Linked DNA regions of Homo sapiens: all the other regions are linked to region 3. Evidence: chromatin contacts called from ENCODE Hi-C or POLR2A ChIA-PET data. All regions are on one chromosome and are shown on one strand. Each heading gives the region's core, a stretch centred on a gene start or an enhancer-like site at or near the end of the contact. The rest is flanking DNA. Distances are from core to core; before and after follow the strand shown. Region 1 holds the start of TWIST2 (twist family bHLH transcription factor 2). Region 2 has its middle 13 kb from the start of LINC01940. Region 3 overlaps TWIST2 (twist family bHLH transcription factor 2).

What was found. Hi-C counts contacts between places; a loop is a spot of excess contacts on that map. ChIA-PET counts read pairs that join two places held with the same protein, here RNA polymerase II (POLR2A). Pooled maps may share reads with other maps.
Region 1: a map of endothelial cell of umbilical vein shows a loop between it and region 3 (5-fold over the local background). The contact joins the promoter of TWIST2 here to the enhancer-like site in region 3. A Hi-C loop is called at or near these places in 6 of 168 maps with a recorded cell type or tissue (IMR-90, ascending aorta, endothelial cell of umbilical vein and 3 more) and 8 of 50 pooled maps. POLR2A ChIA-PET finds 5 or more read pairs at or near these places in 1 of 52 experiments (BJ).
Region 2: a loop to region 3 is called in a map of sigmoid colon, with 2.2 times the contacts of the local background. The contact joins two enhancer-like sites. A Hi-C loop is called at or near these places in 2 of 168 maps with a recorded cell type or tissue (lower leg skin and sigmoid colon).

Annotation. Positions count from the first base shown.
Region 1 is chr2:238,846,721-238,849,420 of GRCh38, reverse strand. It overlaps TWIST2 (twist family bHLH transcription factor 2), which reads right to left and starts at 1,336. Exons shown (of 2, transcript NM_001271893.4): 1 at 688-1,336. The coding sequence starts at 1,205. The coding sequence ends at 723. LOC100287387 (a long non-coding RNA gene) reads left to right here and starts at 1,514. Exons shown (of 1, transcript NR_157851.1): 1 at 1,514-2,700. RefSeq lists enhancers at 1-335, 336-845, 2,379-2,700.
Region 2 is chr2:238,938,020-238,940,719 of GRCh38, reverse strand. No RefSeq gene overlaps it. Among named protein-coding and RNA genes, the nearest start is that of LINC01940, 13 kb to the right of the region's middle. Within about 2 kb of position 1,444, at least 13 of the 41 ENCODE cell types and tissues checked have a DNase peak (open chromatin) inside an H3K27ac peak, as active enhancers do; they include sigmoid colon, where a contact is called at or near this core.
Region 3 is chr2:238,894,596-238,897,295 of GRCh38, reverse strand. All of the region lies in intron 1 of TWIST2 (twist family bHLH transcription factor 2), which reads right to left. Among named protein-coding and RNA genes, the nearest start is that of LINC01940, 30 kb to the left of the region's middle. Within about 2 kb of position 1,320, at least 12 of the 41 ENCODE cell types and tissues checked have a DNase peak (open chromatin) inside an H3K27ac peak, as active enhancers do; they include ascending aorta, endothelial cell of umbilical vein, sigmoid colon and 1 more, where a contact is called at or near this core.

The DNA of each region.
Region 1 (2,700 bases), core at 87-2,586, 48 kb after region 3:
GCCCAGGGCCCTTCTCGGGCACACCCGGCCCTGTGGCTGCTCTGGCCCCGAAGCGCAGGGCAGTTTCCTCCCGTCCTCCCCAGGCAAACCCTGGAGCCGCAGGCCCGCACCTCTACGCCCACTGGGCAGGCCAGGGCGCCGACGGCCGGGGACCCCAGGCGCGAGCAGCTGGGTAGATCTGAGTGTCCGCCCGACGGACGCGCTCTACCCTTGCCCAGGAAGAAAGCGAAGCCATTCGCCCGGCAACACCCGGCTCGGGCAGCTTCGCGGGCGGCCTGCGCTGCGGCGGACGCAAAGGGCAGCTGGTCCTCATATCCCAGTCCCCAGCCGGCCCCAGGAGGTTTTTCTGATGCTCGCTCCTTCCACCGCCAACCACGGACACCCACACACCACCGAGAATGAAAACTGCGACCATCTGTCTAAGTATCTTCAGAACCCGCCGGGGGAGTCACCGGTCCGCCGGTTCCCAACTGACACCCTCGCGTGGAAGTCTGCACTCAGGGGTGTCCCTGGGACTGTGAGCGTCCCGCCCGCCCGCCTTCCTTGCTAAGAGGAAAAGCGCACGGCATCCAAGCCCCCGCGGCCCGCGGGGCCTCGCCGAGGAGACACGAGCAGGCCCCAATGCCCCTGCGCCCCTGCCGCCCGCCCCCCGCAGCGGAGGGCGCCCGTCGCGCGCGCAGCACCTACCCTGGCGCGCCGGTCCGGAGGTGGGTGGCGCGGCGCTAGTGGGAGGCGGACATGGACCACGCGCCCTCCATGCGCCACACGGAGAAGGCGTAGCTGAGGCGCTCGTGGGCCACGTAGCTGCAGCTGGTCATCTTATTGTCCATCTCGTCGCTCTGCAGGACCTGGTAGAGGAAGTCTATGTACCTGGCGGCCAGCTTGAGCGTCTGGATCTTGCTCAGCTTGTCAGAGGGCAGCGTGGGGATGATCTTGCGCAGCGCCGCGAAGGCCTCGTTGAGCGACTGGGTGCGCTGGCGCTCGCGCACGTTGGCCAGGATGCGCTGGCTCTGCAGCTCCTCGAAGGACTGCGCGCTGGGGCTGCCCTTCTTGCCGCGCTTGCCCGGGGTCGGGCTGCCATCTTCGCTCGACTTCTTGCTGTAGCGCCGCTTCCGGCCGAAGCGCTTGGGCTGCCTCTCGAGCTCCTCCTCGCTGGTGCCCAGGCTGTCCACGGGGGACACGGGCGAGCTGGAGCCCTCCTCCATGGCGCCCGCCCGGCGCGCGTGGGGCTGGGGGCGCCGGGGCGCCGAGCGCGCGCCGCTGGCCAAGCCCGCGGTCGCCGAGCACACGCTCTCGGAGTTGCTGGAAAGGCTCTGATTTCAAGGCCGGCTTGTGCAAAACCGAGGTCTCCGGGAGAGGAAGTTATTCTAACTTTTTTGGAAACTCTAGCTGGGCTGGGTTGCTAAATAGTTGTCAGGAGCTAGGGCGGCGCGCTGATTGGCCGCGGTGGCCGGGGGCAGGACAAGTTCTGGGGCCTTCGCCGGCCGCCCCCGCCCCCCGGCGCGGCACTTTCAGTTTTGCCTCCCCCTTCGGCCCCGGCGCGGAGGGCATCCCGGGGGCCGGGTCCTCGCCCGCCGCCCGCGCCCCCACCCCGAACGCAGGGCACTCTCAGGCCGCCCCGAGCCCTAGGCCCGGCCAAGCCTGGCTTTGTCTACGCCTCAACGTAGAGATCGGCCCCCACTGGGCTTTGGGGGGTTCTCTCTCTGGGCGTGAGGGGCTAGAGAGGCGAGTCCAGTCCCAGATGCGCTCCCAGAAGATGAGGACGCAGCCAGGAGCCTCCTCGACCTGTGTGGGTCTTGGCCGCCCCCGGGCGCACAGCTAGTCTGCACCGCGGCCCGCAAGCTTAGGCCTGGGGTCTGGGGAGCTGCGCGGGCAGGGGTCTCGGTGTCCGGACCGCCAGTGTAAGGACAGTCGGGGCCCCCTGGAGACGCCCGTGCCCAAGGACATGCCGCCAAGATCCGTGGAGATGCCACCCTTCGGCCAGCGTGCGTGTCGGGGACCATTTCTTACCCTGGCTTGCTGGGGAGCCCCGGCCCCGACGCCCTTCCCGAACCTTCCTTCTAACAGCTTTAAAACAACGCCACAGCGAGCCTCTGCGGGAGCGCCCGGTACCCGCCGCGCCCGCCTGCCTGGCCCTACCCGGGTTGCTGGGCGCGGGTTGGGGCGCCTGCCGGCCCGCCTTGTACGGCCCCAGCCTCTGCGCTCCGCCTTCGCTTCGCGGGTCAGCAGAGGACGGAGGGCGCTCCGGGAGCTGCACGAGGCTGCCCCGGGCCCAGCCTCCGCTGCGCTGGCAGCCCGCGGGCAGCTCCGAGCAGGAGGCTCAGGGTGGCTGGAGTGTGGGGCCCGGCCTCGGTGAGCGACACCACGGACCCCGGCCCCGGGCCATCTGGACGGCGAGCGCGAGCGCGTTTGAAGTGGTTGGGGGGCTCTTTGTTCGCCAGGCCGCTCTGGCTCTGGGCCTGGAGGTGGTTTTTACGGCTTTGATGCCTTTGAACCTATTCCCAGGTGACCCGGGCTCAATTAGGCCCGGGCCTGAGCCGGGCTGTCAGGCAAGCCGCGTGATCAAGGGCGGGCTGGGCCCTTTTATTGAAGTTGAACCCGAGACCGGGGAGTGCTCGGCCTCCGCTGCTCCTCCGGCCGGCCAGGCGGGCCGCGAGGTGGGGCCCGCGGGCCACGACCACCGCGTTGGGAAACCCGAGG
Region 2 (2,700 bases), core at 195-2,694, 43 kb before region 3:
CAGATGACCCAGGTGAGAACCACAACCATTTGCTCAGAACCTGCCACCATCCTTTGTGTCTGGCGGAGACTGGGAGGCAGGCAGTGGAGAGGAGAAGCTTCGCAGGGAAAGAAGGGAGGCTCAGGTGTGCCCTGCCTGGAAGCTGTTGGCTGGGGGGAGCTGGAGGTGGCTCACTAGAAGCAGGGATCCTATGTGATTGGTTAAGGGCGTATTCGACTTTCTCTGGTTGGTCCGAAGTTGGAAGTTGAGAGAGAAATTAGGGAAGTGATCAGTTATTAATAAAGCCCTGGCCACCTGGGGCCAATTGTTACAGAAGTTACTGTTTAGCTTTCCAGATTAGCTGTAGAACAAGCAGGCTGGCCTCAGGCTGGTGACTGTAGATGATGGGTGGGCTTCCTTGGCTGGTGACTGTAGATAATCTGTGGGCTTCCCATGCTGGTAACTGAGTGATTGGTGGGCTTCCCAAGCTGGTGACTGTACATGATGGGTGGGCTTCTCGAGCTGGTGACTGTAGATGGTGAATGGGCTTTTCGGGCTGTTGATTGTGTATGATGGATGGGCTTTCTAGGTTGGAGACTGTAGATGATGGGTGCACTTCATAGGCTGGTTATTGTCGATGATGGATGGGTTCCTTGGGCTGGTGACTGTGGATGATAGGTGGGCTTTTCGGCCTGGCAACTGTGGATTATGGTTGAGCTTCTCAAGCTAGTGACTGTGGGTGATGGGTATGCTTCTTAGTCTGGCGACCATAGATGTGGGTGTGCTTCATAGGCTGGTGACTGTAGATTATGGGTGGACTTCCCAGGCTGGTGACTGTAGATGACGGGTGGGCTTCCCGGGCTGGTGACTATAGATGATGGGTGGGCTTACAGGGCTGGTGACTGTGGATGATGGATGGGATTCTCAGGATGGTGACCATGAGTGATGGGTAGGCTTACAGGGCTGGTGACTGTAGATGATGGGTGGGCTTCATGGGCTGGTGACTGTGAATGATGGATGGGATTCCTAGGTTGGTGACTGTAGATGACGGGTGGGCTTCCCAGGCTGGTGACTGTGGATGATGGGTGGGCTTCCCAGGCTGGTGACCATGAGTGATGGGTGGGCTTCCTGGGCTGGTGACTGGATGATGGGTGGGCTTCTAGGGCTTGTTACTGCAGGTCATGGCTCAGGGTTCTGTTTTCACATATGGCCTGGTCATTGTCCATTTGTCCATTCAGCCTCTTAAGTGAAATGGGGGCTATTTGGGATGTAATGATCATCACACTAGAAACACCTCCCAGAGTAGCTCCCGTCGAGGCTGGAATACAAGCTCAAGATCAGCAGAGGGTCGGGGGCTCAATGAGTGGTGGATGGAAGCCTCTCCTCTGTATCTGGGGTGACCATGACCCAGGTGGCGCAGGGAGTGTGCAGACAGACAGGGCTGTGTCCCAGGAGAGGCCTTTGGCCAAGTCCTTCTGGGCCGCTGCGTTCCATGAGAACTGTTTTATTGAGAGGGATGGTATGTAGTGGATTGAGAAATTGCCATAGTTGGAAAAACAAGCATAAAAACTGCCAGAAAAACAATACTAAAGATAATAGTGCCAGATCCAGGGAGGAAGGCAAGTGTTAAGCATGTGGGACATTGCAAATTAATTTAAAAAAAAGAAAAAAAGAAGAGGAGGGAAATCTCGAGTTGTCCATGCGCCAGTGCTGGGGGATTTGGCCGGATGGTGGTTCTCACTGTGTTTCAAGTGTAAGATATACTTTGATTAATTTCTCTAGACTTCACCAGAGTTACACCAGCAACTCCCAGAACACTAATTAATGAGAAGAGGCGGACAGTGACTCATGCTGGACCGAACCCAACTGACGAAAACCCTCCCAGCCCTCAGAAAGCATCCCGGTCCTCATGCAATGGGAATCGCCTCAACCAAGGCAGCCTTGGCGGGAGGTCAGAGGGATGATAGAGGCGAGCCCTGATTAATGGGTGTGTGCGTGCGTGCGTGTGGACACTCCTGCACAGGCTCTGGGTGTGTGTTCGCAGGAAGAGCTGGCAGGGACATCTGGCAGGCATGCTTCCTCATGGGGTCACCCCACCAGAGGCTGACAGACCTGCTGGGCCCTCCAGGGTTTAGATTCCCAGGAAAACAGCGGAAGCCTGAGCAAAGGGAGCTGTTGGACTCCCCAGCTCAGCCGCCACCCGGGTGGGAAGTCACCTCTTCCAGCTGGCCCCGACCACGCAAGGCCGTTTTGGCTGGCCCAGTTCTGCTTGAGAGCTTGGGTGGTAGAGAAGGAGCACAGAGGATCATTCACTTCCGTAACACATTGGGGAAAGTGGACAAAGCAGAAATGATTTGCAACCTGACCTAGAAATGGCATACGAAGATGGGAAGACACCCAGACATGTATTTGCTCTCCCCGTCATGAGTGGCTTTGGGTCCTCCTGCCATGTCTGGACACTGTGGCTGCAGAGCCAACTGCCACCTGGCTGGGCCACAAGGACCCACAGCTTGAGGCTCCTGGGGGAGTCGAGATTTGGGGGTGGAGCATCCATTGTTCTCAATTTACAGTTAAGAGGAAGCACATTGCAGTTCGTTGCAATGCACGTCCCACGTGCAGGCGTTCCAGCCAAGCTCCGCAGAGGCAGCTTGTGGGTGTGCACAGGGACCCTCAGCCCTCCATTTGGGCAACAGAAGACATATTAGCCTTGCACAAGGCAGC
Region 3 (2,700 bases), core at 71-2,570:
TCACAAGGGAAACAGCAAAAGCTTACCATCCCCGCTTAGTCCCACCACAGGACCATCTAAGAATCAACGTCTGCAACCAAGGGAGAAGTGCGGCAGGAGGAACGCAGGGATACCGTCCCTGACAGCGACTTTCAAAGGGGGCGTTGGAGGATTTGGTGAATATTTCTGTGGGACGATGGTGAGGCTAAGAGGAAAGGGATGGAAAGCAGGCTCTGTTCTCTCTTGAAAGCAAATGGGAATCAGGAAACAATTAGAATTCTGAGATTAATTTGTTTTTTACAACGTTCCCCTGAATGGCTCTGCCAGGTTGCCCTCACTCCTTCACTCAGGCGCCTCCCTCCCCCTGGGGTGTGCCTACTTTTCTCCAAATGGAAGCAGTGACTGTTACAGGCAGGACCCCCTTGTCTCTGTCTGTGGGCTCCGGGTGGAAGCTTCTGCCCTGTGATTCTCAGCAGGCTGGTGAGTGACAAGGAGGCCACCACGTGCCCATGGTACTCCAAGAAATGGGCCAGAGCTAAAATCCCAGAGCATGTGTGTGTGTGGCAGCGGCTGGCCCCATTCCCCTGTGGAGAGTCAGGCCTTCCCAGGAATGACTGCATGGGTGAGATTCCCCCACTCACACCCCAAAGTTCCTAGGACCCCCAGAGGATTGATGGGTGTCTGCTGGTCAGACAAATGCACCAGGTGCTGCCTGCTCTGAGCTCTTACAGGGCCTCGGGAATTTTTGAGACATGTGGCTCAGGACGTGTTCAGGTGGCAGCCTGATATTAGGGAGCCAGCTGGTGACTTGGGATAAGTCACACCCCACCCCACGTTTCTGTGCCCCAGGTTCCTCCATCTCTGAAAGGACACTGCTCGGCCAGGCGGCCTCCAGAGGGACTTCCGGCACCACTGGCTTGAAATGGGGTCCTGCAGGGAGCCTGTGATTCCAGCGCAGCCTGGTGGCCCTGGGGACAGTGGCCTGTTTGCTCCCCATGCTATGGACGTCTCCCGTGCTTTCTGCATCCCTGTCTGCTTTGATGGCACGGCAGGCACGCTTTTGGATGCCCCACACATGGGGCGTTCGCCGTCAGGGTCTGGAGGGTCAGTAGGCAGGGTGCAGTCAGGCGACTGCGGAGCCGTCTTCCGGATCCCCGCCCCTCTCTCCCCCCTCCGTGACTCATGCCTCTGACCCCGGCTTGCCTGCTGCGCCTGAGAAGGAGGAATCCTGCTGGGAATGTGGGAATGACCATATTTACAACGCCGGGGCTCCCGGTGGCTATTGGCCTGGCCTGGCTCCTCCAGGGGAGCGAGGACTTCACGCCAGCTGGAAGCCAGGCTGTCTCTCTCCCTCAGCTTGGGCTTGGCTTCAGGGACCCAGGCTGACTGTGCTTGGAATGGCCTGTCTGGCAAGGAGGAGTCAGCCCAAGGAAACCAGGGGAGAGGGCGAGCTTGTCTGCAGCGGACCAGGCCGGCTCCTTCCTGCTTGGAGCCCCCAGCATCACTGCCAGAGAGGCCACCCTGCAGAGCCTCTCCCTGTCCACCTGGCAACCCCCAGGCTCTCCAGGGCGGGCTCTACCGGGGCTGAGGCCGCAGAGTCTGACCGGTCCGTCAGGATCTACCCCACCCTCTTCCTCTCTGCGAGACCTTCCCGTTTCCCCACGATGAGTGTCCTGGGAGCACTGCAAAGGGACCGCTCCCAACTTTCAGAGACAGCGAGGGCTGGCCAGCCACGAGCAGCCAGATGGCAGGAGAGCATCCCACCGCTCCCAGTACCTGGGCCCTGCAAGTCCAGGAACCCTTTCAACCCGTGAGTCACAACTTCTCCAGATGCCACCAAATTCAGTCTCCAAACAAAACCCATGAGTGGAAGATGATGGAACACGAACCGCCCTGCGGGCCCCGTTTCCAGCTGGTGGTGCTGGAGGGCCTTCTGGGGGCCACCTGGCCAAGCAGTGTCTTTTCAGACATGGAGAGAATGGGGCCACAGGAAAGTGAGGAAGGGCCTGACATCCCAAGTCACCAAGTGGGTGCAGAATCTCCCCCAGAACGCAAGTCAGCTAAGCCCTGGGCTGGAAATACCTTTTGTATCCACAGCACTGACACACTGGTCCAAGCCAGGGGCGTGAACTTTACAAATGTCTTTTGACAGAACACATGACTATCTGAAGACACAGCCTTCTCAGTGGCAGCGGCAGTGGCAGCAGCAGCAACAGCAGCAGCAGCGAACGAAAATATGGACAGAAGGGCTGCCGGTGTCGGGCGCTCTGCCTGACGCAGGCACGTGCCTCAGCCAGCTCACAGTTCATATGGGGAGACAAGCAGCAGAACAAATCACTATCACAAAAATGTAATAATAAAAGTACAATAAAAGTACGTTCAGGTCTGCAACAAGCTTGCTATGAAATATAAATATAGGTGATGACTGCAAATGTATTATTATAATACAGAGATTAAAAGGTCCATAATAAACATACAGGGAAGGTGACAGTTATGTTTCTGAGGGTTTGGAGAGCTCGTCACAGAATTCGGGATTGCAGCCAGGTCTTCAAGGAGATCAGTCCCAGTTGAGAGGGGTGGAAGGGCCTCGTGGGCACAGGCAGAGATGGGAGGCACAGCCAGGAAGGTGGGGAGAGGGATCTGGGGGTAAAGACAGCATTGACTCTGGGGAGGAGGCAGGAATTGGTGGGACTCCCCAAAGCGACAAGGAGGCCAGGAAAG